2 separate regions of the Homo sapiens genome follow, and region 1 is linked to region 2. A link is a loop called in an ENCODE intact Hi-C map of the cell type or tissue named here. Cell type or tissue: mammary epithelial cell. All regions are shown on one strand. Links, peaks and the distances in the headings refer to the core of each region. The heading gives the core; the rest is flanking DNA.

What was found. Hi-C counts contacts between places; a loop is a spot of excess contacts. Peaks named below come from ENCODE experiments on the same cell type or tissue, not always from the same donor. Only the 100,000 strongest peaks of a DNase experiment are listed, where the experiment ranks them.
Region 1: a loop joins it to region 2, with 8 times the contacts of the local background. A loop is called at or near these places in 6 of 110 quality-filtered maps.

The regions. Positions count from the first base shown.
Region 1 is chr5:160,641,410-160,654,360 of GRCh38, reverse strand. ATP10B (ATPase phospholipid transporting 10B (putative)) reads left to right here. Exons shown (of 26, transcript NM_025153.3): 8 at 5,105-5,190; 9 at 10,117-10,223. Among named protein-coding and RNA genes, the nearest start is that of MIR146A, 160 kb to the right of the region's middle. RefSeq lists a silencer at 9,201-9,356. In mammary epithelial cell, for the core only: a CTCF peak has its summit at 4,853; no DNase peak of the experiment used is centred there.
Region 2 is chr5:160,429,771-160,446,137 of GRCh38, reverse strand. No RefSeq gene overlaps it. Among named protein-coding and RNA genes, the nearest start is that of PTTG1, 16 kb to the right of the region's middle. RefSeq lists enhancers at 2,721-2,780, 9,203-9,262, 11,640-12,079, 13,619-13,708 and a silencer at 7,198-7,257. In mammary epithelial cell, for the core only: CTCF peaks have their summits at 6,832 (motif pointing left) and 7,585 (motif pointing left); DNase peaks (open chromatin) are centred at 4,507, 6,847 and 7,537; H3K4me3 peaks cover 799 bases; H3K27ac peaks cover 359 bases.

The DNA of each region.
Region 1 (12,951 bases), core at 514-8,513, 210 kb before region 2:
TCCATAATCTAAGAAAAACTACAGGGTAGTGAGAGGACATTACACCGTCTCACAAGGGAATCAGAAACTCCTGAACAAGGTTAAAATAAGAACCCTGGCCAGGCACGATGGCTTACACCTGTAATCCCAGCACTGTGGGAGGTTGAGGCAGGAGGCTCGCTTAAGCTCAGGAGTTTGAGACCATCCTAGGCAACAGAGTAAGACCCCCATCTCTATAACATATACATACACACACACACACGTATTTATATATGTATATACGTATATACAACATATATTTATATGTATATACGTATATACAACATATATTTATATATGTATATACGTATATACAACATATATTTATATATGTATATACGTATATACAACATATATTTATATATGTATATACGTATATACAACATATATTTATATATGTATATACGTATATACAACATATTTATATATGTATATACGTATATACTACATATATTTATATATGTATATACGTATATTAATATATATTTATATATGTATATATAATATATATGTATATACGTCTATATAATATATATGTATATACGTCTATATAATATATATGTATATATGTATATATTATATATATTTATGTATATGTAATATATGTATATATAATATATATGTATATATGTATATATTGTATATGTATATATGTATATATGTATATATAATATATATGTATATATGTATATATAATATATATGTATATATGTATATATAATATATATGTATATATGTATATATGTATATATGTATATATGTATATATGTATATGTAATATATATGTATATATGTATGTATGTATATGTAATATATGTATATATACTACCTATGTATATATGTACATATGTATATATACTACCTATGTATGTATGTACATATGTATATATACTACCTATGTATGTATGTACATATGTATATATACTACCTATGTATGTATGTACGTATGTATATATACTACCTATGTATGTATGTACGTATGTATATATACTACCTATGTATGTATGTACGTATGTATATATACTACCTATGTATGTATGTACGTATGTATATATACTACCTATGTATGTATGTACGTATGTATATATACTACGTATGTATATATACTACATATTTGTATGTATATATGATATATAGTATATAATATATTGTATATATAATATATTGTATATATAATATATATTATGTATTTATAATATATATTTATGTATACATAATATATACATGTATATGTTATATATACACGTGTATATATAATATATACACTATATATACATAAATATATACATAATTATATACATAAATATAAATATATAAATATATAATATAAATATATATAATATATAAATATAAATATGTATGTATATATTATATATACATGTATATATAATATATTATATATACATGTATATATAATATATTATATATACATGTATATATAATATATTATATAATTATATATATATTATATATATTATATATAATTTATAATCTTTTTATAATATATATTATATATAATTAATATATAATATATTATATAATATATTATATATTTTTATATATATTTATATTTATGTATATAATATGTACATGTATAGTACATAAATATATGTATATATTATATATAAATTATATATGTATATATTATTTATACATATGTATTTATATATGTATATATAATATATACATATATAATTTTATTTTATAAAATATAAAATTCGTCAGGTCTGGTGGTGCACGCCTGTAGTCCCAGCTACTCAGGAGGCTGAGGTGGGAAGATTGTTTGAACCCGGGAAGTCGAGGCTACAGTGAGCTGTGATCGCACCACTGCACTGCAGCCTGGGTGACAGAGTGAGACCCTGTCTCGAATAAATAAATAAATAAATAAATAAATAAATAAATAAATAAATAAGAACCCTGACAGGTTTGTAAGGCTCAGCAGTTCTCTGTGTCTTGAGCTGGCCCAGCAGCTGCCCTGGAGGGAAATACAGCAAATTCTTAAAAGCAAGCAGGGCCTCAGTGGTTGTCTTTGCAGCCAGCAGGACCCATATGCCCCTCTCCACAGCCCCTCTTCCTCCAACTGAAGAAGAGAGCCCAGGGGACAAGTAGCTAGAAAGAGCAGGGTCACCTTTTCATGAAAAGAGGAAGATGGGGACAAAAGTCCTGTGCTCAGCAGGAAAGGAGACACAGCAGGAGGAAGGGACATTTCAGGAGGGAGGTGGCTAGGAAGCCCCAACAGAGGAACAAGAGTCAAACTTCACCATTGCTGGGGCCCGGCAGGTGTGATTAAACAGGCAGCAGGGACTCCGAGGCATTACAGAAGGATCATTAGTGCTCAGACCCCACTGCCAGTCATATCTGAAATGAGTTTGGATTTAGAGACCCACCACTGAGCTGAGTGGTGTGGATCAGGAGTGAAGCACATGACTTAATCAGGGGCATGAAAGCAGCTGACAAATTACAGCATGATTTGTCATCATCTTGGAGCTCAGCAAGTGTTTGTCCCTGAAAGAATCAATACCTGGAGGGAAAAGGGCCATATTTTTAGAAACTCCTGGATGGGTAATTTATTTCAAGTGAGTAGAGAGTTTATTTATGTTGGCACCCCCTCAAATCCAATGGACAGTATATTTACACGAAGCCAGAAAATGCTATCATTTCTTTTAATCAATTTACCCCTTTGAACAGCTGTACCTTGAAGCTTTCAGTGATAAACTCACGCCCTTTGCTAAAAGCTCTACCCAGGAAACCATCTCCAATCCCACCTTTACCACTGCTGCCTTCTGTTTGGGTGGAATGTTACATGTTTCAACACTTTAACACATAGATTCTGTTTTTTGAGGCACAATTAAGATGGGCAGGGCAGGTGATGTTAGCCCCATTCTACAGATGAAGAAACGAAGGCTCATGAGTTGAACGTAGGATTAGTCAATGTAGAGGAGAGTCAGAAAGCAAGATCTCCCCACCTCAAGTTGTGTTTCATCCCCATTGGACTAAAAGAGTTTGTACAACAGAAATGCCTTTAAAAAAAATACTTAGCTACAAGACTGTTCACCAGGAAGCAATGTGCTGAGTAAGTAAGGAGTAGAGGGTCTGCAGGTGAACTTGAATTAAAATCCCAGCCCATGAGATTTAAATAGGTTTGACCATGGGGAGCCTTCTTTACCTTTCAGTCACAGATTTCCCATCTCTAAAGAAAGGCAAATTAAAGCTCCTACTTCATAGAATGACGGTAAGCTTGAAAATAAATAATAAAGTTCTTATTACAGTGTCTGGCAGAAATAAGTGTCCAGTAAATGCTATTTATTTTGCTCTATTAGCTACTATTTTCACAGCATTTTTATAACAGCAAAACAAATTGAAACACTATACCTATTAAATGGTGAAACGATTAAAGGAAATATGGTCAATTTTGCTCCTGGACCAAACTGAGGGTTGGGCTGCTATTTCTCGTGGCCCAATAACAAGATGCAGATGAATTGGGGAGGAAGAGAGTTTTTATTTCTCTAACCAGTTACAGGGAGAAGGCCTGGAAGTTATTGCCAGACCAACTCAAAGTTACAAAGTTTTCCAGAGTTTATATACCTTCTAAGCTATATGCCTACGTGTAAGTGTGCATTCATCTGAAGACATAAGTGATTAACTTCTTTTAATCTATAACTAAGGTCTGGGTCCTGAAGACCTACTTCTGGAGCCTCAGTAAGTTTAATTAATCTAAATGAGTCTAGGTGCTGAGGTGATTACTTTATCTTGTCTCCTGACAAATCATAAGGATTTGGGGAGTTCCTTTAGACACCATTAAACTTGTTTGTGGAGGCCTGGGGAGTTTCTTCAGACCACCAATTAAACTTATTTCATCCTGAAAAGGGTCCTGATAAGAATTCCTTCATTATCCTCTCATGCTTCAAGTCCCAGGAAAAGCCTAGGCAACCTTGGTGGGATCTTTGTTACATTCCAGCCATTGTATAAGGACACTGGCTCAATCAGCTTTTAATGTTTAATCTAGCTACTCAGTGCTGGGACAGTTGTAATGAACACTGAATCTCGTTGTTAAAATGTGTAAATACACATGTATATACCTACACAAATATATGTGGGTGTGGAGATATATATATGTGTGTATATGTACATATGTGTGTATGTGTGTGTGTACATGTATATATATATGTATGTATATATATGTATATATATGTATGTGTGTGTGTGTGTATATATATATATATAAAATTTTTTTTTTTGAGACAGAGTCTTGCTCTGCCAGGCTAGAGTGCAGTGGCGCGATCTTGGCTCACTGCAACCTCCACCTCCCAGGTTCAAGTGATTTTCGTGCCTCAGCCTCCCGAGTAGCTGAGATTAGAGGCACACACCACCATGCCTGGCTAATTTTTGTATTTTTAGTAGAGACGGGGTTTCACCAGGCTGGTCTCGATCTCCTGACCTCAGGTGATCTGCCTGCCTCAGCCTCCCAAAGTGCTGGGATTACAGGTGTGAGCCACCATGCCTGGCTAATGGATATATATATTTAAAACCCTGGAAATATTACATGCGCAAGCATTTTAGCTGTGGATATCTCTATGTGGTGTGATTTATAATGCCTTCTTTTTAATTATCTATTTCTGTGGTATCGAATGTGATAACCACTAGCCACATGTAGCTATTTAAGCTTAATTAAAATCAAATTAAATTTTTTAAGAAAACAATTCCTTAGTCAAACTACCACACTTCAAATGCTAAATAGACACATGTGATTAGTGGCTTCCATACTGCACAATGCAGACTCAGAACATTCCATCATTGCAGTAAGTTCTATTAGATCTGGGCTACAGCCCCACACCCAGGCAGGTCAGAGAAATGCAATCAGGGTAATCACCTCCCTCTGCCCTGCATCAAACTTTTCACTGGCATTTGCTTTCTCTTCCTTAATGAGGACTTAACTTTTTTTTCTGACACATTACAACTATCAAAGTGTGACAAAGCATGGATTACCTTATTTGCAATGGTTCTAACAGTGATTAGCTCTCCCAGTGATCCTATTAAAACTAGATCCCTCTGAATTAATAAACTCACAGAGTCCTCTCTCTCACAGGAGGTACAGTTCGAACCAGAGCTTTTCCACAATACCATCGTGTGTGAGAAACCCAACAACCACCTCAACAAATTTAAGGGTTATATGTAAGTATCTCATGTCCCATGCTGCTAGTAAATATCTCCGCTGCAGCTAGAAAATATATTGTCTAGAAATGACCAAACAAATAAGCATCTTCATCCTGAGGAATTTTATTTGTGTGTGTGTGATAAAGAGGGACTAGAGAAATTTAAATTGGGAAACTTTTTCTATTTTTTTTTTTTTGCTGAGTGATAGTTATTTATGTTGCAGGGTTAAATTCACCAATGTTGTTAAAAAAAAAAAAAAAAACCTTAGTAAAATAGCATCAAAATCAAGATTGTGCTCTGATTCAGGAAGGTGAATATGATTTAATTAAGATCAATTTTTTAAGTGCCTATATTGCATTGTAGGTAAGAACAGGGACTTTGGAATTGGACAGATCTGGGTTTGAATCGGGGTTCTGCAAATTACAAGCTGTATGACCTTGGGTAAATTAATTCACCTCTCTGAGCCTGTTTCCACATCCATAAAATAAAATTATAATATCTATATCAAAGGGTTTTTCTTTTCTAAGATTGTCAGCATACACAAAGCCCTTAGCACAGCAACTGGCAGAGAGGAAATATTCAATTAACAGTGGCTCCTGCTATTAGGATAATTGTTATTCTTATTCCTCAACTTTGGTTCAGCCTAAGCATTTTACTGCAATTCTGCTCCCTTATCAGACCACTAGTCTTCCCACAAAATAAGAGCCATAGTAACAGATGTGAGTAAATGCCCTTATACGATGCTTTTCTACAGGGGTGTCCAAACTTCTGGCTTCCCTGGGCCACATTGGAAGAATTGTCTTGGGCCACACATAAAATACACTAACCCTAACAATAGCTGATGAGCTAAGTAGTAATAATAATAATAATCTCATAATGTTTTAAGAAAGTTTATGAATTTGTGTTGGGCCATGTTCAAAGCCACCCTGGGCCACATGTGGGCCATGGGTTGGACAAGCTTGCTATAACAGTTTTCAGAGGACTTCTAGAGAACATTGTCATGTGTAATCTTCACAACAACCCCAGAAAGCGAATATCGTGATGTGGATTATGATGATCTGAGACTTTATAGATGCAAAGATTCTCCCTAACTCACAGCAGGAACAAGACAAAGCCAGGACTTATATGGGGGTCTTTTGACTCCAACCCCAGTGTGCTTTCCATAGCCGTACATTGCGGAGCTCAGCCATGTTACACCAATTTCTCCACCAATAGGGCCTGCAGCTCCCTGAAATGCAGTTGTCTTTGCTTTCTTCCACCCACATGTCCTCAGGCCATGAGGGATATAATGAGGAGAAATAGAAAGGAGAAACAATAAGAAGAATACCAGAGAAACCATAGCTTTTATAGGCAAATTACTTTTAAAATACACAGAGCGAGCAGAAGGAGACAAGCAGAGAAGGGCCTGAGGTCCTGGGGAAAAGGCCTTTGCTGCAAAGGAGGTAAAGCCTGTCACCTGCTCTGAAGAGAAGGGCGCCCCTTGTGCCTTAGGTTTGTGAACTTGATTCATCCCAAATCCCTCACGCCTTGAGTCACTCTCCATATCCTCTTAGAGAACAGCCTCATTGTTAGATTTCTGTTTAGGACCCTTTCTCCCCAGAACAGCTCAGGCTAACAGCCAGCCTTTCTCAGCTTTCAACCTGCTCCAGCCTGCCCCTCTCAGACGGATTTCAGGACAGAACTCTCCCAGCTTCACTCAGCCCCCAGCACCTCCTCTTCCTAGTTGCTGCTCTGGGAGACCTGTCCTTCCTCCACATGACTGGGCCTCATGGATGAGTCCTAAAAGTCCAGTTGGACTGCGGAGTAGCTAACCCATGGAATGAAGGAGAATTCCTTGCTGTGCTCCTACATCCTTGCTGTACTCAGCAAGAACACCCTCAGGCCTGGCACCCACAGATGGTCTCCACCTTCTTCCTGAGCAGACCCACTGGTCTGATGCCTCTGGGTTTCCCAGAAGCTTCTGTGGGTTCCGTTAATTTAGAAGCTCCCTGAGGCTGCACAGGCTGGCTAGAAGATCAACAGCTTTCAATGATCTGTTTGAAAGTTAGGGTGTCCAATTTGAAAATGCGACTTTTGAATGAAAGAATCTCTACAGAGCAGTGGTTCTCAACCAGGGACAATCACCACCAACAACAAAACCACCCCTCCAACCAGGAGACATTTGACAATGTCTAGAATCATTTTTCTTGCCACAACTGGGGAGGGGTGCTGTTGGCATCCACTGGGTAGGGGCCAGGGATGCTACAATGCACAGGACAGCCCCCCACCCCAGCAGAGAATTGTGTAGTCCAAAATGTTCATAACACCAAGGTTGAGAAATGCTGGCCTATAAAAAGTATAATAGACCATCCTTGTAAACCAAGAGCGCTAAATAGACAACAGCTATAAGATAGCAAATCCTTTTCTACCATTCTTTGAAAAGGAACATTACAACCGAGAGAAGTAGAAGCCTCTCTCATATGCTATCACTTCAGAACATCCTAAAATTATTCTTGAAACCACAAGCTACTGACAGTGAGACAAGCAAGGTTCATTAGCCCAGTATTAAATCCACAGCCAGCCTCCTCCTTAATAAACAGAAGGAGCAATGGTGGGTCCTGAACCTCAGACATTCTTAGACCACCTTTATGATTTTTATCATATTCAGTAAAATCTATTTTATCTACCAGATTTTTAATTACCTTACTTTTTCCAAAATTTATTTGAAAAGGAAAATTTATATCACTGGGCCCTATGGGAAACCAGGATCACTTACTATACTTAAGAGGTAAAAATTAATACAATGAAATCAAAACAGTTATATTCTAACTATTATTTGCCATAGCATCCTTTGCTTTAAAAAGTAGGATAGACAAACATTAGAATAGGGTCAAGAACATACTAGCAAGAAATGAAACATCCTCCTTGACATATTCAGCAGAAGTGAAAATAGAAATGACTCTGATTTAGTGTGGGTGAGTGGGGTAGTACTTTAGGTACCCTAAGGTAGTGAAAATCTCAGTAGGGTGGGTGTCTGTGACCTAGATTCCCTGGTCTTAGGATGTCTCATGTACTAGTTGTATAGCCTTGGAAAAATCTCAGCCACTCTGAGCTTCTACTTTTTCATAAATAAAAATAATCATCCTACTAACTTCCCAGACCACAAAGAGTCAAACAAAATCATGTAAGTAAATGTAGTTTATAAACACAGTGAGGAATCATTAGCATTAAAAGGCATATTGAGTGGCAGTATAGCACTCTGGGGCCAGACTAGTTTTGAATCCCCATTCTGCCACTTCCTGGCTTTATGAACTTGCCTCAGTTTCCCTATCTGTAAAGTGGGTATGATAATAAGCCCTGTCTTATAAGGTTGTCATGAGGCTTCAGTGAAAAAGGCTTATAACTGGACTTAGCGATAAGAAGTATTGAAGAACAACACGTTTAAAAAAGAGCTCTAAGAGTTCGGATTATTATTTTTTTGTTCTCCCAAATAGGTTTGGAAAGTTATATTTAAGCTTGCTGAAAATCTCAAAGGAACGGCATCAGGATAGAGTAAAGGCCAGACCCCAGGTCATAACTAGAGTTGATTGGACTCAGAAGTTTCTAGTGTGAGGTGGAAAACTGCAATGCTCCCTGGACTAGAAGAAAGAAGAAACTATCTCTACTTTTAGGATCTGCCTCCCAATAATTTGGGCAAAGGGCCACTCCTGTGAGGTCTATTTTATGAGCTGTTGAGCAGGTGAAAGCTGGTACAGGAAAGAGGCCGAGTGAGTGATGTGGCTCGGAACGAGAGGAACCCATGACCTGCCCTTCCTTACTTTACCATTCTTACCTGTCCCCTGTCCCCTGTATGAAAAGCAAGACTACCTGGAGGCTCCCCTTGGAAGTTCACCTTCTGCAGTTCAGGTCCCCAGAAGCTGAATGACAATGAGCATGTGAACACTGCCAGTCCTTGTAAGGCCAGAAGCCAGTTCCCTTGCACTTTTGTTTGCTTATTTGTTTTTTAAAGTGACAGGAAGTTTATTAAGAAAGGGATAAAAGAAGGGTAACTCCATAGCAGAACAGCCCCTTGCCCTTTTTTTTTTTTTTTTTTAAGATGGAGTCTTGCCCCGTAGCCCAGGCTGGAGTGCAAAGGAGCAATCTTGGCTCACGGCAACCTCCGCCTCCCGGGTTCAAGCGATTCTCCTGCCTCAGCCTCCCAAGTAGCTGGGATTACAGGCACCTGCCACCATGCCTGACTAATTTTTTGTATTTTTAGTAGAGACGGGGTTTCACCATGTTGGCCAGGCTGGTCTCGAACTCCTGACCTCATGATCCACCTGCCTCGGCCTCCCAAAGTGCTGAGATTACAGGCTTGAGCCACTGCACCCGGCCCTACTGGTTGCCCATTTTTATGGGTGTTTCTTGATTATATGCTAAACAAAGGGTGGATTATTCATGAGTTTCCTGGGACAGGCATGGATAATTCCCAGAGCTGAAGGTTTCTCCCCTTTTTAAACCATATAGGGTAACTTCCTGACGTTGCCATGGCATCTGTAAACTGTCATGGCTCTGGTGGGAGTGTAACAGTGAGGACAACCAGAGGTCACTCTCATCACCATCTTGGTTTTGGTGGGTTTTGGCTGACTTCTTTGCTGCAACCTGCATAAAAACATTTTGAATATGAGAATTGAAGCCAAGGCTTTTTCACCAGAGTTCTGCCTTTTATGTTGGTAAATGGGACAATTTTCTCAGGGTGGACAATTCCCTTCTAATGGTCTAGCTCCCACCCAGGCCTCCTAGGAGCAAAAAAGAGATCTACCCTTGAACATGAAGGAGATTAGATTCTCAGCTACCATCACTCTTCTGAAAAAACAGGGAGGAGAGGGATCATGTTCACTCACCACTTCTAGTTCTGTGACAGTACCCAGTGACAGCAAGGAAAGGCCACCAAACCACCCCCTGTCTTTTATTCATCATCCCCAGGGAGCATCCTGACCAGACCAGGACTGGCTTTGGCTGTGAGAGTCTTCTGCTTCGAGGCTGCACCATCAGAAACACCGAGATGGCTGTTGGCATTGTCATCTATGCAGGTCATTGTCTGGGTAGTTTCTTTTGTCTGAATTTTCCTTTATCCTTCCCCCTCCAAATCCATCTTCAGTCAATGGGAACCAACAACTGTTCACAGTAACTTCCCATTTACTCATGTAACTTCCCATTTCTCAACTAAGCAAACGGAGGCTGGGAATCACAGCAGTTCACTCACTCTACAGGAGACATGATGAGATTCCAAGTTAATATCACCCATCTGCACTAGATAGGGAAAGGGATTCACACTCAATCATCCCGGTGGTTTTGTGCTACTAACTAAAGCCAGAATGAAGTGTATCTTCTTAAGCCTGTGGAATAACCTCACCAAACTTAACAACTTCCCCTTTGGAGCCTCAATTTCCTCATTTGTACAGTGGGGAGAATATTTGTATCTGCCTCATAGAGTGTTTGTAAGGATCAAATTACTCAGCACATGAAAAGCATCCAGCACTGCCTATAGCAAAGAGAGGGCTCAGTGGGTTTTAGTTGTTTTTGCAGTTATGTTTTTACTATTACCTTTATTTATTTTATGGCTCCATATATGGAGGCCTATCTCTCCTTCCCACTTTGATCCTGCTTTCCAATGAAAAAAGATAATAGCAGCGCTTCTCACAATGGAATCTAAAGTCTTGGAGGGCAATCTTGGAGCTGCTGTATCTCTAGTACTTAACACCAGTGCTCGTAGGTACGCAACGCACCTGTTGTTACATGAACACCTGAAGACTTCAGCCACAACAGAGGAAACATGGTCTCTCTGGAGCATCTACCTTTGCTGGAAAACTCCAGAATGTGTTTTCTTCTGAGTCTTCCACTCACTGGGACACTTTGGAATAGTTTGCTTATTGCTTTTTTGTTTGGTTTGGTCTCCATAGAACCCCACTTCTGATGGACATAGAAAAGCATTTAAATATCCATCTACCATAAGATTTACTCTTTGGGATTGTCAAAGAAAAACAGGTCTTTTTAAACATAATGTCACGATTTAGCTAGCTTTCCCTAATTTGGGAGAGGGGGATTATATTTGTCAGTTCAGATGACTTATTTCGAAGATCTTTAGCAATGGAGTTCAACACCATCTGGTAAACCTATTAAAAATGAACTCTCCAGCAATCTCCACTGTACCAAAAAAGAAAATGGTAATCATAATCACATAGATTTAGAGCTTTGCTTCTCTGCCTGAACAGAAATAAAGAAGAAACCTTGAGTAGGTGATGGGAGTGGTATATAAGGTGGCAGATATGGAGTGTTAACCATGGCTCCAGCTAGTCGGGCTGCCTATGGGTAAAATCCATTCATATTCTGCATGTTCCTGAACAGGATGGTTGAACTTTCAGTGCAAGAGGGACTAATAGTTTCTACCTTGTAGCTTTATAATGTTAGAATGAGATTATCTGTGAAAAGGGCCTAATACGACAGTTGGAATACATCAGGCCCGCAAAACTATGAGAAAGAAGATACCAGTTGTTTTTAACATTATTATCTAGAGCTGGGGTTCTCACCTTTGGCACCATTGACATTTTGGCCCATATTATTCTTTGTGACGGGGGCTGTCCTGTAGGGTATTTAGCAGCATCTCTGGCCTCTACCCACAAGATGCATTAGCACCCCCCACCAAGTGAGATAACCCAAATTTCTCAAGACGTTGCCAAATGTCCTCTGGGGAGTAAAATCACTCCTGGTGAGAGCAATGGTCCAGAATTCTCATTTCACCCTTGACATTATCAACGGGTAAAACAGGGCCTCAGAGTCAAAGGCCCAAAAAGGCCAAGGTGAGATTTACAGAAGAAAGAGGTCCAATGTAGAGGTGTGTGCTCCTCACAGCAAACACTGAGTCCCAACTTACCAGAAACTAATTTAGTACTTTGTGTGTATTGATTTATTTTCCCACTTCATACACCACAATCATCTCCCATTTTTTAGATGAGGAATTGAAGTACAAAGAGGATCACTCACCCAAAGTCACATGCCTCCTGAGTTGAACTCTATGCAACCCAAGGTCAAGTATCCACAGAGCTGAGCTCCGACTCTAGAGCCCACACTCTTATCCACTGCCCCATACTTCCTCCCCTTGAACCCAACTCTTTCCAAAAGAACAGAGGGGTCTCAGAAGGCAAGGATCAGGTGGGTGAAGGGGATAGTCCCAGGATCCCTGAATGGAGTGAGGCTGAGAGGCAGGCAGAAATTCTACAGGCCCAGGAGTACTGCTGGAACCCCTGCTCACAACTGCAGCAACTTGAGTCTAATTTTAAAAGCCTAGAGTTTTTTTGCTCCTACTGTTTTGTTGCTACTTTAAATCCACAAGACAACCAGCTAAACAGCATAAAAGCCGTTTGCTTCTGGAGCTGATGTATTGGTTTTCTTCAATTTTGCACAGAAAATATGCAACTGATGTGTTTTTCATTTGACTGCTGAGGAGTATGGCACTGTAGTTAACATTCAGCAGCCCCAAAGGAGAGGCTCTGTCTAAAGACAAAGTCTCAGTTTGACTCTTAGCTCTTAGGTGTGTGATCTTGGGTCCCAGGGGTTGGTGAAAGGAGAACTACACTGGCAATCTGAATCTTGGGTTCACAATGTGACTCTGACATTGACTTATTCTTTCACTTTGGGCAGATCCTTTTTACCCTCTAGCCCTCAGCTTCCCCTACTGGAGAAGAAGGTGACTGGGTGAGATTGGTAGTTTTCAAACTTTGTCATCCTTTCTTTAACCAAAATTGTATGCAAAACTTCAAC
Region 2 (16,367 bases), core at 3,440-11,439:
ATCAAAGCCAGGGAAAAGTTGCAAGAATAGTACAAAGAACTCAACTATGGTTTTCATGGAGATTCACCAAATTTTATTGTTGTTCCACATTTGCTATTGCTTGCCCTATGCATACATTTTTTTCATAATTTGAAAGTATGTTGCAGACATCATGCCCTTTTACCCCTATACATTTTCACATGTATTTCCTAAGAAAAAAGACATTCTCTTGCATAACCTTCAAGTTATCAAATTCAGGAAATTTAACAAGGATACAATCCTCTTTTCAAAAGCCAGTCTATTCTTAATTTTCATCATTTCCCCCAATAATGTTCTTTACCAACTTATTTCTCAGTCCCAGATTCATCCCACAATTGCACACTGCATTTAATTGCCATGTCTCTTTAATGTAGAACTATTCCTCAGCTCTTCCTTGTCTTTCATGACCTTGACTTCTTTTTCCTTTTACTTTCAGTTGATACATAATAACTATACATATTTATGCGATAAGAAGTGATATTTTGAAGCATGTATACAAGGTGTAATGATCAAATTAGGGTGATTAACATATCCATCACCTCAAATAGTAATCATTTCTTTATTTTGTGAACACTCAAAACCCCCTTTTCTGGTTTTTTGAAAATATACACTAAATTATTGCTAACCATATTCACTTTACTGTGCTACAGGACACTAGAATTTATTTCTCTTTTTTAGGTGTAACTTTGTATTCATTAACCAACCTCTCCCTATCCTCCCCTCCCACACCCTTACCAGCTTTTAATAACCACAATTCTACTCTCTGCCTCTATGAGCTCATTTTTTTAGCTCCCACACGAATGAGAATATGTGGTATTTATCTTTCTGTGTCTAACCTAGTTCACTTAAAACAATGTCCTACAGGTTCACCCATGTTGCTGCAAACTACAGGATTTCATTCTTTTTTATGGCTGAATAGTATTCTATTGTGTACATATACCATATTTTCTCTATGCATTCATCTGTTAATGGGCATTCAGGTTGATTCCTTCACTATTATGAATAGACCTGCAATAAACATGGGGATGTAGGTATCTATGTCTTTGATAAATTAATTTCCTTTCCTTTGGATAAATACCTAGTAGTGGGATTGCAGGATCATATGGTACTTCTACTTTTAGTTTTTTGAGAAACCTCCCTACTCTTTCCCATAATGGTTATAGTAATTTACATTGACATCAAAAGTTGAGTTCACTTTTCTCTGCATCCTGACCAGTATTTGTTAATTTTTTGTCTTTTTGATAATAGCCATCCTAATAGGTGTGAAGTAATATCTCATTGTGGTTTTGATTTTCATTTTCCAAATGATTAGCAATGTTGAGCATTTTTTCATATGCCTGCTGGCCATTTGAATGTCTTCTTTTGAGATATGTCTATTCAAACGTAAGGGGATCACTTCAGGACATTGGTCTAGGCAAAGATTTTCCAGGTAAGACTTCAAAAGAACAGACAATAAGAATGAAAGCAAACAAATGGGACTACATCAAACTAAAACTATATCTGCACAGCAAAGGAAACAATCAACAGAGTGAAGAGACAACCTGTTGAATGGGAGAAAATATTTGCAAACTATACATCTGACAAGGGACTAATATCCAGAATACACAAAGAACTCAAACAACTCAACAGAAAAAAAAATTCTATTTAAAAATGAGCAAAGGACCTGAATGATCTTGATATTTTTGAAGAGTGCCAGCCAGTTGGGTTATTGTCACTGTTGTTTGGTTTGATTATAGGATGCCTCTCAATTTGGAATTGTCTGATAAAAATCATTTTTTAATGTAAATCTGATCATGACACTTTCCTACTTAAATCACTCTTTTCTCTTTACACTTAATCACACCATTACAAAGCTACTCCTAAGCTGACCTCTGCCTTCCTCTCCCATCACTCTCTGCCCCATCGTGTTCCAGGTTTTCTGTTGCTAATAAGCTCCAGGTGTTCTCACTTCAAGGCTGTTGCATTTTCTGTTCCCTCTTTCCTCAGCTCCCATCTTTCAGACTTCAGTTCCCAATCGCCAACTCAGAGGCATCTTCCCTGAACCCGCTGTCAAAAGTAGCCCACCCTCAGAGCCAAACCTTTTCACTTCTCTTCTTATTTCCTTCAGAGCACTATAACCATCAGAAATAATCTTGTTTGTGTATTTTATTTCCATTGAAATAAAAGCCCTAGGAGGGCAGGAATCTTGTCTGTCTGTTCACAGATGAGTCTCCAGCATCGACAATATTACCAGGCACACAGAAGGCCTTCAGTATATATTTTTGGAAAGGACAAATAAATAGTGGAGAAAGAGAGCCATGAGAACAAAAGAGAGAAAAGGAAAGGAATGTGCTTTGAATTAAAAGAAATCTGAATGACATAACTAAAGTCTACTGAGAGCTTTCTACATGCTAAGCACCATGTTCCAACCCATTCATGGGACAGTCAGAATCTCGAGTAAGTCACTTAATTTCTTAGGCCTCAGACTGTGCATCTGTAAAACGAAGGCCTAACATTCTAGGAATATATGAGCCTCCACCTGCAGCCTCAGAGAGATACGAAGAGGGATATTCAGGCTATCTAAAGGGACCTCAGCAGAGAGTGGAGAAGAAAACAGTATCAAACAGCAGACACCCAAGCTGAGTGACCAGAATGAAGGTGTGAAGGGGGCAGGAAGCCACCCCGTAGTGAATGCCTGCCTTGCTTTTCTAGGAGGTGTCCTTTGAGCCATGGGAGGAAGCCTTTCCAAAGACCACCTGATCCCATCTCCTGGACTGAGGGAATGAAGTGTCATAATGCAGAGAGAAAGAAGTGAAGAAGGAGCACAGAGAAGCAGAGGTGAGAGTTGGGAAAAGAGTTCTTTGACTTTCAAGTACTTGGCTCCACGCCCTCCCAAAGGCCTGGCTTCCCTCCTGTTCTTTGTTTCATGAAACACCCAATAGCCTGAAAGAGTCTTTTATACTAAAGCTAGCTCAAGCTGGTTTCTGTTCCTGCTGACTATTAGTTGACTTTGGAGGGCTGCCTTCAGTTGTTGGAGGAATTCCCCCACTTAAGAGTCTTGGTGGGAAGCAGAGAGCACCTCCCACCATAGAATTTGAAAGTGTCAGGGATGGTTGAGGACATGACCCAGGTTCAACCAATTAGATATGCATATGCCATGAACCCATCGTAATAGTGGCAGCAATAGCAGCAGCATCCTGTGTCACCTGTGCTGGCTGTGTAAGCTAGGGTTTTCAGTGTCAGTGGCATCCATGCCAGGTTGGCGCTGTGTCATCACCCAGACTGCTACCCTGGCCGATGCCTGACCTTCCTTGTTACCTCCCTTTATCTGGTGCCTCTTCTATCATTTTCCTGGCATTTCTCTGAACCACTTGACATGCTCTCAATTGATTCCTTTTCTGCTTAAATCAGCCAGGACTGGTTTCTGTTGTCTGCAACTAAGAACTCCAGTGGCAATTAAGAAACTCCAGTTTCTTTCCATAAAAAAGTCCCAACTAGTTCAAGGAGCTCAGCCTTGCCTGAGCCTTCTTTGAGTGTGTTTTCTAGCCTAATGACCCCTCTTCCTAACCACTGCTTCACAGAGAGAACCAGATGCAGGTCAAGCCTTTAGATGGAGAATCTCCCGCTGGACCTTATATTTGGTGCCCACGTATATGTTGCAAAAGCTGCTGGTGGCCCGGGCCCACCTATATGTTAATTAGGAAAAGGCCTGATTAAGCAGCGGAGGATGCCCTGTGCAGGGAATACCTGCACTTTCATACACAATGGCCTTGGTAGCACATTTTTTCCAAGGCCCTGTTGGGCTGAGTTGGTATTTTAGGGAGAATATACTAAACACAAGTTTACAAATTAAGAGAATCTACATTTGGTTTGGGTTGAGTAGGGAAGCCAAATTGGAAGCCATGGGCTTCACAGAGGCTTATAAGCTGAATGAGGCATAGAACCACTGTTTGTACTCTGGAATCTATGGATGGGTTTGGGGGATGGGAAGTCTTTTAAAACCCTGGAATTATATATAAAATGTAATGGGGACCTATGCTTTTCTGGAGACAGGGTCTATAACTCTCATTAGCTCTTGAAAAGGCTTTGTGATCTATCAACCACACACACACATACATACACACACACACACACACATACACACACATGCTCACTCACAACCACTGGTATGGTACTCTTTCATTTTACAGATAAGGAAAGAAAGAACCAGAGGTGTTCAGTATCTTTCCCAAGGTCACAGAGCTGATGAGTGGTCATGTCAGGATGAAAATCTAGGTCCACAGCTCAAATACCAAAACTCTCCATGCTTTAGGTAGCATTCATATTATCATCCCAATGAAATATCTCCATCAGGAGAATTCTATCTGGTCAGGAATGTCCCAGAACTGGCAGCAAAGACCTCACAGGAAGGAGTTTCCCAGCATGAGCAATGCAGCTTTTCTAAACATCAGGATTCCACTGCCCCAGCCACCTCATCCAGCCCTGGCCAGGTTAGAACAGGCCTGCAGTGGTGATGGAGCCAATCAAGGGCCACCAGGGGTAAACCCTACCCCTCTACTTTTCCCCCACACTTCCCTGTCCCCACAACTTGTAAGCACCTGCACATAGGGACCAAGCAGAGACTCAGGAAGCCTGTGGGCTGGAAAGCCACAAGTTGCTCAACTAGTACTTTAAAACCAAAAAAAGTTTAATATTTTGTAAAGTCCCACACAAATAACGCTGGTCTCTCACACCACACCCAAGGCCACATGGGAGTAGGCAGCCTTGTACATTCACACTCACCTTTCTCAAACAAGGCTTCCCTTTCTTGGGTGCTCATGATATTCATTTCATCTCATGGGTTTAAAATATTGGGGGCAGGGCAACCAAATAACTTCCCCAGTGGCTTACTTCCAGGAAAGTTGTTTCATTTTTGAAGAACCTTAGGAATTACCATAATAACAGCTAAGTTATGGTCCAGACACTATGGTAAGCAATTACCATGCATATAATAATTTGATCTTCAAAATAAGGATAAATAGCATTATTGTTCCTAATTTATAGACAAGGGAGCTGAAGCCAAAGAGGTTCAGTGATCTGCTGAAAGTTACAAAACTAGTAGAAGGCAGAGCAATGATTTAAATCCAGGTCTCTTGGACTCCAGGGTCTAAGCTGCTGGCTCTTCCTGGAGGTTGAATTGCCTCTCAAGAGATGGGGGTGTCAGCTGGGATTTTGGAGAATCTGCAGCTTTCCGTGCCCCTTCAAAGGCTGTAGGCACACAAAAAGGAGGATGTCCTGCTAAGTACTGTATCTCCTTCCAATAAGAATCAGTACTTCAGAGAGTCTTAGACCATTAGATCCCAAAGAATTACAGCGATTATCTCCTCCTACCTCTTCATTTTATAGATGAGGACAGCAAGGCTCAGGGAGGGCAAGCAACCAGTGCAGAACACACAGCTAGCAAGCAGTCCCTCGACTCCAGCCCAGGAAGCCATCCACTGTCTCCACAGGGGGAGACACTGTGTCCACTGGTATATAGGAGATGATTTTACTGGTACACAGACAAAACTTTAAATAGTGTTGATCTTAAAATTGGATCTGCTATTCGATCCAGCAATCCCACTACTGGGTATCCACCCAAAGGAAAAGAAGTCATTACATGAAAATGACACACGCACACTCATGTTTATAGCATCACAATTCACAATTACAAAAATATGGAACCAACCTAAATGCCCACCAACCAACGAGTGGATAAAGAAAACGTGGTATATATACCCCGTGGAATACTACTCAGCCACAAAAAGGAATGAAATCATGGCATTCGCGGCAACCCGGATGGAGTTGGAAACTATTATCCTAAGTGAAGTAACTCAGGAATGGAAAACCAAATATCGTATGTTCTCACTTTTAAGTGGGAGCTAAGCTATGAGGATGCAAAGGCATAAGAATGATATAATGGACTTTAGGGACTCCGGGGGAAAGGGTGAGAGGGATGAGGGACAAAAGACGGGACATTGGGTACAGTGTACACTGCTCTGGTGATGGGCGCACGGAAATCTCAGAAATCACCACTAAAGAGCTTATCCATGTAACCAAATACCACCTGTTCCCCAAAAACTATTGAAATTAAAAAATAAAAATAAAATAATGTTGGTCGACATCATGAGAAAACCATTCCCTTTTCACTTCTCTTTTAGCCTCTCTGATTACTTTAAGGATAATCTCAATTCAGTGCTAATATATCTTTAACAGCTTTCCTTAAATATTTCTTTAAGAAACTCTTTTAAGAGAGAAAATGGATCCTTGGTGGGAAACCGCATCAGTATCAGCAAGAACTTAGTACCATTGCTTTTTTTCTTTTCGTCTTGGTTACCCTCCGATTATGTCAAATGATGCAAGTTTTCCATTGACACATTAAAGTTTCCGTTTAAATATATGTATTCATGTTAAAGAAAAATTGAATTGATTTAAAGAAAAATATTAAACGAATACTGCTCACTGACTATAATATAAAAAAATTTTTAAAGCAGTATCAATGAAAATAAACATATTACTTCCTAATCACTTTGTAAGCAAATCACTCAGTAAGGAAACTAAAATTTTAAAGCATCTGACTGTACTCATGGTGGGTACACGTGACTAGAAATCTATCACACTAACATGAGGGTCAGCTCCACGCTCTGTGACTTCTTCGCTTCACTCTCCACCACAACCCCCTGTGCCACTCCGGGGACCTCAGGAAGAGTCTAACGGGGCAATTCCAGTTGAAGGGGAAACAGCCAAAGCCACCACGGAGGGGGACTGTCTGTGCGAGCTGATCGCAGCAGGGAATGTGGTATGCCGCCCCCTGGTGGGCAGTTTCGAAATTAGCCCGGCACCTTTGTCCTCTGGTGTAGATAGACAAGCCTAATACTTGTAAGACATACTTTCCTAAAAGGAGAAGGTTTCCTTTGCATTGTATGTAAGCGGACATGTAAGCATAGGCACACACTGCCTGTGGATATCACTTCAGGGTAGTACAGGAGGTGTTACGAAATGTTTCATACAGAAAGGGGCTTTTATGTCTGATAAGGCTGAGAACTACTGTCCTAGAGCAGCAAGACCCGCCGCTCCCTGCTTGACTTAACAGCCAGGTGAGGCCAGCTTCTATGGAGACCGCTTCGTGGTACCAAGTGTGCCTTCTAGCTGGATGTTGCAAAAGTTACTTAACCAATCAGAGCCCAAGTTTCCAACCATCAATAATGAATGCTCACGCATACCCACACCCCATGGCGTTTCTCTGAGAGTCCAAAGGACGATGCGTGTGAGGCACTTAGCACTGATCTGGCAGCCAGTAAGTACTTATCAATGTCAGGTGGCGGTGGTAACAGCGCCCTCCCTTCCACCAACCTCTCCACCCCAGTTTTATTAAAAGAGGTCTGATGTAAAAGAAAAAAACAAGAAAAAAGGAAAAAGCAAAAAACAATCAGGATTTTCGGACAAAACTTACCACATCCATCAAGCTGAGGAATCCTAAAGACATCGAACCCCAACGTACCACCCATCTCAGCTGAAAGATCATTTCCAAATTAGAGGAAGCTGCGACTGACTGAGAAGGCAGGAGGTGCCCTCTAGTGGCATGGTTACATTAGCTTGGGAGGAAAGGTAGTGCAGTTCATTTTCAAAGGGAAGGACAAAACCAATTGTTAAACTGAGGCAGGAGGCAGTGATGCTTCAAAGATGCAAGTGGGAATTTACTGTCTGCTCTGTGGACCATCGAAGATGCCTTCAGGATCTGGCCTTAGCCAACGGCAAGTGGCATGCTGAAAGTCAGATCAGCTGGTCAAGGGTGGAACTGGGAACTGAACCCAAAGGTGCTAACTACAAATCCAGAAATCTCACCCTTGACAGCAAACCTCTTGCTAGTGGGAGCTGTGGCTTGTGTCATTTTACATCCTTCAAAGCAGCAACCACAGGGTTTTGTATACATAGATACAGTATTCAATAAATTACTTGATGAAATATTCATGAAATGATCGTTTATGAAATAATGAATAATGCATTATTTCATTTGTTGCTCACAATAACTGTGACATAGCCTAGTTTACTGATAAGGAAATTAAGTCTCTGGTCAAGTAACTTGCCTAAGATCACAAAGCCAGGTTTCAAACCAAGCATACTAACTCCAGAGCCTCGGTGCTTATCCACTAGACATGCAGTTCTCAAACTGTTTGGTCTCAGGATTCCTTTACAGTCTGGGTTTTGTTGTTGCTGTTTGTGGAGATGGTGTTTTACTATGCTCAAGCAATCCTCCCACTTCAGCCTCCCAAAGCACTGGGATTATAGATGCAAGCCACCTTGCCTGGCTTCCTTTACACTCTTAAAGAAATTATTAAGGATGAAAAAGAGTTTTTGTTTATAAGGATTATACCTATCAATATTTACAGTTTTAGAAATTAAAGCTGAGGAATTTAAAATATATTTATTTAAACATTATCACAATAAAGCAATTAATTATAACATAATTAATATATTTTTATAAAAAGTAACTATTTTCCTAAACCAAAAAACACCCACATTTAGAAAATTAACATGACATTGTTTTACATTTCTGAAAATCTCTACTATCTGGCTTAAGACAGCTGATTTCTCACATCTACTTCTTCATTTGCTCTGCTATAATACCATACTTGGAGTAGCTTCTGGAAAACTCCACTGTACACTTGTGAAAGAATGGAAATTTAAAAGGCAAATAACATCCTGGCACTATTATTAAAATATATTTGATGTCATGTACCCCTAAAAGGTCTTGGGGACCCCTGGTATGTCTAGGCACCCTTTTGGAAGCACTGATGTACAATATGCTGTCCATAGGGCAAGTGAACAAAGGGCTCTGCCCTCCTGAGAGTCACATCTCCAGGGAGTTCATTCCACTTGTAATGTTCTTAGTAACTTCATAAACTCATTTCAACCTCTTTATTTTTTACATTCTTGCTCTTTTCCTGGAAATGGCATGTCCTTGAAGGCAACTCTTTCTTCCTCTGTGTTCCGGATGCAGCCAGCCATCAGGGCAATGATGAGTCCCAAAACAGAATCCTTCAAGCAATAAAGAGGGTCTCTGCTTTAATCCTAGATGCCTCTATATAAAGACCAAGGAGCATAAACTATTTGTATTAGTCTGTTCTCACACTGCTATGGAGAAATACCCAAAACTGGTTAATGTATAAACGAAAGAGGTTTAATTGACTCACAGTTCTGCAGGGCTGGGGAGACCTCAGGAAATTTACAATCATGAAGGAAGGGGAAGCAAACACATCCTTCTTCACGTGGTGGCAGCAAGGAGAAGTGCAGAGCGAAGGTGGGGAAAAGCCCCTTATAAAACCATCAGATCTTGTGAGAACTCACTATCATGAGAACAGCGTGGAGGTAACCACCCCCATGATTCAATTACCTCCCACCGGGCCCCTCCTACCATACGTGGGGATTATGGGAACTACAATTCAAGATGAGATTCTGGTAGGGACACAGCCAAACCATATCACTATTCATTCCTATTATTCCATTTCTAGGGAAAAGAACTTTCTAAAAATTCTCACTCAATTTCGCCTAGACTAAGAAGCCCAGTGTCAAGAAGTGATACTCCCAATTGTGTTTTATTAAAATATGTAAATGAGTCATGAATAGCAGTATCCTAAAAGACATCATATTTCACATCTAGAGTGGGGCTCCCCTGGCTGCCATCCCTCCCTGGTCACCAACCCTCATGTGGCCTTCCCATCAGCATCAGTGAAGAGGGGACCCCTGTTCCACCCCATTCCCCAGTACGACAGTAGGGGGATGGGATAGTGTCCTCTTGTATCCTCGCTGTTGCCTCCAGACCACACTCTCTCCCTCTACCCTCAAACTGCAGCTTGGAATCTTATATCATCAAATAGGCCCATCCATTGCTTATCTCATTGCAAACACCTGTGTCATTCCCTTCTCCCCACCCCGCCTTAAAGATTTTGTCCGTAGCTCACTGCCATTCTCTTTACTACTGCTCCTTTGTTCTGTCTATGCCTTCCAACTTACTGTCCTCTGAATTCCTTGGCAATTCTCCAGTGAGCTTGTCTTCCATCTACCTCAACCACCCAGTCCCATGGTCATCTCCTAGACATTGTCACTAAGAAAAACTTCAAACACTCCATAACTGATTATCTGATCTTCAAGCACCCCACTCTCCATCTTCCCAGCTCAACATTACTCTGCCTCCTTCTTTTGGTCTTTCAGGGACATACACTTAAAATCCAAACTCATTTTCACAGCCCCTAAGATCCTCCATGATACAACCTCTGCCTACTTCTCTGGCCCTGTCTCCTAACCCTCTCCCTATCACTCACTACCCTCCAGCCCTGCTGACCTTTTTGCAATTCCTCAAACATACTAAATCCATTCCTACGTCAGTGCCTTTGTAAATGTTCTCTGGCTTCCTTGATAGATACAGCCCTGGATGTCCTCTGGGTATCTCTCTCACTTCCTTCAAATCTCTGTTCAAAAGTAGCTTCTCAATGAGGCCCTCCAAAACTTCTCTATTTAACATTGCAATTCCTCCACCTACCCATTCACCCACAGGACATACCCCCTTCCCACTTTATTTTTTTCCACTACACCTATCACTTTCTAGCATACCATGTAATTGACTATTTTGTAGATAGTCTGTTTCTTCTGGCTACAATGTAAGTTTCATAAGGAGGGCAGAGATTTTTGTCTGTTTTGTTCAGTGCAGTATCCTTGGTACCTAGAAGAGTGCCTGGCTCATAGTGGCCATTCAGTTGATTTTTTTTTCTTTTTGCATGAGGAAAATTGGATTATGCAGATCTGAACAATAAAAAGGATCACTAAATCTCACTTCTACATAAAATTTTAAATCTATCATTTTAGAATTTATCAAGAATCATCTAATTTCACTTTTATTGGGTTTTAAATTAATGTTTATACTTTTGCCATATAACTTTGCTTCTGTAACAGAAACACTTGATACTTGTTATAAATTGTGTCCCTCCCCACCACCTCAAAATTCATATGCTGAAGTCCTCACCCCCAGCACCTCAGAATATGACTGTATTTGGAGATGGGGCCAGTAAAGAGTTAATCAAGTTAAAACAGGGTCATCTGGGTGGGCCCTAATCCAATCTAACTGATGCCCTTAGGAGAAGGGGAGATTAGGACACAGGCAACACAGAGCAAAGACCGTGAGAGGACACAGTGAGAAGCCAGGGACATGACTACAATAGAAAAAGAGAGCCCTCAGAAGGAACCAACCCTGCCACACCTCGGCCATGGACTTCCAGCCTCCAGAATCGTAAGAAAATAAATGTCCATTGTTTCAGCTCCCTCAGTCTATGGTATTCTGTTATGGCAGCCCTAGCACACAAATATAACATCCATGTCAGGATTAGTCTTAAATTACATTAATTTATGGTAATTATACAAGGTCTTCAGGAACACAACCCTCCCATAAAACTCAACAGCCCTGTGTCTGAGTACCCGGTAGGCACCAAGCACCATGTAGTTTTGTGTCTGCTGCTTTCTTAGGTCCCCCTTCTTTCTCTGTCTCTTTTTCAAGGTATGAGTCCATGCCTGCCTTTCCCTCTCTCCCCTGTGGCATCTCACATACCACCCTCTCTGCCTCCAACTACAAGACTGAAATACGATGTGTTGTACGGCTCTAGTCACATGCCCAGTTTTCCAACTAGTAATACAGAACATCATACTCAACTAACTTTTCATCTTTCCAGTAAGATGAAGATGCTTCTTAGTCATGTGACCTGCCCCTGACTTATACCTCTGGGCTAGCGTCCCTACACTGCTGTCCTTTCTGGTGTCCCTCCCTGCAAGACTGCAGGAAGCCAGGAGCCAGCCTGGCTTGGGCTCTGAGCAGCATACCAAAGGCAGGCAGCTCTCACCTCTGCAGCAGGGCTGCAAAGCGGAGGTGAGCGCTGGTGCGTGCCATTGCCATGGAAACCCACTCCCACTCCTCGGGCAGCGGAGGAAGGTGGGGCCTGCGGTCTGTTCCACTATGTGATCTGAAAAGAGAAATGGCTCATCAGTCCCAGGCTCCTCTTGTAGGAAAAAGAGGCCTCTTCAGAAGGGAGTGTAGGCACAAATCCTCCCAGGAGCCTGTGCACACAGAGCCAAAGGGAGCCTCTTTGCACTCATTCTTCCTGCCGTGATTCAGTTCCACAAACTGATCATTCGTCTACTCCAGGCAAGACACTGGACTTGGAGACTGCAAGGATAAACAAGACCCATGTCCAAGTTCACTCTGGCTGGAAAGGAGAGACAGATCTGCTGTTTGATTGTTCCTGTTGCTTGAAAACATGCAGCTAAAGTCCCCAAAAGCCACTGAGTGTAGCATATTCTAAAGTTAGCTCTGGGCTTGCCAAGAGATGCCAGTCCTAGGAGCATCAACCATCAGGAGCAGAAAGAGGCCTGATAGATGAGGTGGCCCGCTTTGGGGATGTCTGCAGAGAAAAGCTGTGTCCGTGGTGGGAGAGGTGTTCCTCTCCTACCTGCAGTCATGAAAAGCTTTAAATGAACACATAAAGATAGGAATCTTCAGGAAGGGGAGAATGGCCTCTCACCCCCAGACACACACCAGCTGAGTTGCAGGAGAAATAGGTAAGCCTATGCTGGTGCCACCAACAGAACCAAGACTGGTGAGAGAGAGGGCTCTTGAGAGAGCATTCTGGGAGTATTTATTGTCCTTTTCAGCCTTCTCACTGCACTGCGGGGAGGAGAGGATCATCGGCATGTAGAGACTCACTGCAACTTAAAGATTGGCACCTGCTCCTGGTCCAGAGATTTCTCACGGTGGGGACCTGCTGGAGTACCCAGGCCTGCAGGGAAACCTTCACCCCATCCTGGTTCTGCAGCCCTCAAAGGGGATGGAAAAGATCCCAGTGGTTAATCATGGAAGGGCAGAGGCCTTGGACAGCCCCTGGACCAAGGAATAGAAGGGCCCACCTGGGAAAGGTGTGGGAAGAGAGGCAGGCTGCCATTCTCAGGAGGGACAGGGTTTTCAGCCGTGGAGAAGAGGGTGATTCTCTACACAAGGACCTCCCCATGAGCAGAGGCCACCAGCATCGTGCAGAGCACAACAGCCAGAACGAAGCCAGCACACTTCCCATAACCAACAAGTGGCCTGTCACACGAGCAGACTCTTTTCTCCCTCCAGCCGTCCTCCCAGGCTTGGGGCTGGACTAAGCCCCTATGAGGGTCATAACACCGGAAGGGGAGAAGGGACATGTGTGGTGAGCAGAGCATACACATGGGCTTTTGCCAAGCCCTCGCCTGTACTAGGGGAGAGGGAGAAGAGCCTGAAATAGGTGTGAACCTCAAGTTTTAAAATAAGCAAAGTTTAATTTTAACCAAAAGTAACTGGAAAGCTATGAAATCTGTCTGAATGCTGCTCAGCATCACCCACCACCCAGAAAGGAGGAAAGGAGAACAGGTCAACAAAACACAGTTGGTGGCAATAAAAAAAGAAAGAAACTCAGTTTATGTTTCCCCAGCAGAGCTGGAGCTTCTCAGTAAACAGGTTATACCTGGGCTTGGTGGGGCACAGACAGACAGGTGACCAGGAACTGTCTAGGGTAGGAGAAGCTGACCTCCTAGACCTGTGCCTGCCCCCACCACTCTCTCTCTGGAAACCTTGAAGTCAGGCTCCCTGGCCCTGATACCGTGTGATGCTAACAGTGGGTACAGTGCAGTCGCTGGGTCTCTAGAAACCTGGATCCCCAGGGACTGATGACATCTTTACTCATTTCAGCAAGTCCCTGAAGCACCTGCCACATGCCAGGCAGAGAATACACCAGTGCACAGGACACACCTCATCCTGCTCCCAGTAGAGCGGAGGAGAGGACCAGACACAGCCGAGCATGGTAAGTGCAAAGGCTTCTGGTAAGAAAAGCATCTCATTGGAGTACTAGAGATGGACAGGTTTGGCCAGGTGAATCAGGACAGGAAATTACACCCCCAAGGAGCCACCACAAGGCCGTGTGAGCCACACTGAGCAACTCAGACTTCATCCTGGTGGCAGAGGGACATCATTCCAAAGTAAATGAAGTGGGGAATGAGTGCTTGATGAGCATGGGTTTATTTTTGGGGGTGATGAAAGTGTTCTGAAATTAGACAGTGGTGATAGTTGCATATACTCTGAACTAAAAGCCACTGAATTGTACATTTTTAAATGAATTTTCTTATGTGAATGTTACCTCAAAAAAAAAAAAAAGGCCGGGCATGGTGGCTCACGCCTGTAATCCAAGCACTTTGGGAGGCCAAGGCCGGCAGATCACGAGGTCAGGAGATCGAGACCATCCTGGCGAACACGGTGAAACCCTGTCTCTACTAAAAATACAAAAAAAAAAAAAATTAGCTGGGCGTGGTGGTGGGCGCCTGTAGTCCCAGCTACTCGGGAGGCTGAGGCAGGAGAATGGCATGAACCCGGGAGGTGGAGTTTGCAGTGAGCCAAGATTGCACCACTGCACTCCAGCCTGGGCGACAGAGCAAGACTCCGTCTCAAAAAAGAAAAAAAATGAAAGGAATATCTAGAAGGAACTTTCAATTCCAATCAAGATGGAGTAACAGGGACCAGATTTACTCTCCTGCCTGAAACTAAAAAACAAGACAAAATATATGAAATGAGGGCTGCCCAAAGAGTGAACATCAGGCGACAGAGAACAGCGATGCCTGAGGAATGTGAAATAAGTGAGGTGAGGCCGATGACTATCCTTACTGGCTACTTTTGAGTTTCCAGGCCTCAGAGTGGGGAAGAAAGGGAGGCAGGCAGAGCCCAGTGAATTTCCTGAGTTGAAGAGACAGAGCAGAGTCAGGCCAAGGCAGGCCAAGTTTGCAGAGCAGAGCACTGGAGAGGAGAGAGCTGCACAGAGAGAACCCTGGAAATTTGCAGAGGGTCTCCCTGTAGTATTCAGAAGAGCACTGATCCATATAGCTGAAAAGATCAGAGGGAAGAATTCCTGAAGCCCACACAGGGCTGGGAATAGTGTCTGCTCCCACCAGCTAGACAGGAAAACCTCATAATTCAGGGGGCAGCAGAGTCCTAAGCATCTCACACTTCAGTAGTAGGGGGAAATGAGCCCTGGGCTAAATGCTGCTCTGGTGATGCCTAACATTAAAGGCAAGTCTCAAATGAATCAAATTGCTTCTAGGTACCTTACCCATACTCTAGAACAAAGTTTAAGAATATTAATAGAAATGTAAAAATACCCAGCATGAAAAAAGGTAAAATCCATGGCTGGCATGGAAAGTAGAAAAATACAACTTGTAATAAGAAAGAAGAAATGGTAGCAAGATAATGGCATTCCTGACTGTTAGCTCCTACTATAAGAAGGTACAGTATCCTGAGAGGCAGGCTCAGAGGTAGTGTAGAGAAATGCAGAAGGTTTACAGAGTTGTAAAGGTATGAATAAAGTCTGTCTTATTTCAAAAAGTGTCAGAACAAAATAGCAACAACCCCCACAAGATGCAAATTATCTGTATTAATGGAGGAGCATCTGCTTAAAGTTCTCAGTCTCAGCACACATTATGCACATTGCAATCTGATTAACAGCAGATGAAAAGATCAGATCCCTCTATACTCAGTTCTGACCCAGAGGACGGCAATTAACTGGTAAGGGACTGACTAGTCCCCTTGCTCCCAGCCCTTGGTTCCCTCTACCACAAAAGACAATTTTCCAAAGCTTCAGTTTGTGTTGCAGAGTATGAAAGCCATTCAGAACTACACTTTGCTTTTTTTGTTGTTTTTGTGAGACAGCATCTCACTCTACCACCCAGGCTACTCTACCACCCACTTTACCACCCAGTGGCATGACTATAGCCACTCAAGTTGTAAGCTTGAACTCCTGGGCTCAAGCAATCCTCCTGCCTCAACCTCCTGAAACTAGGACTACAGGCATGCGCCACCACACCCGGCTAATTATTTTTAATTTTTGAGAGACAAGGGTCTCACTACATGGCCCAGGTTGAACCCAAGCTCCTGGGATCAAGCAGTCCTCCCACCTCAAACTCTCAAGTGCTGGGATTACTGGTGTGAGCCACTGTGTCCAACCTATACTTTGGTTTTCTTAGCAGCCCTATTTTACCTGAGGATGCTAAACCTATTACTCTCCCCTAAAGCCAAGTGCCCTAGTAGTCTTATGGTATTATCTTCTCCTAGAAGTCTGCCTTTCCACTAATTCCAGAAAGTCACACTGATTCAGTTGTATTTAGAAGGTAAAAAGTTTTAAAGTCAGGATAAGCGGTTGTAGGTGTTCTTAGTATTTCATGCCTAATATCCTTCAGCTTCCTCCAATGACAATGGCAAAGTGTTCACATTCTAACTTGACCATAGAAGCTACTGATATATCAAG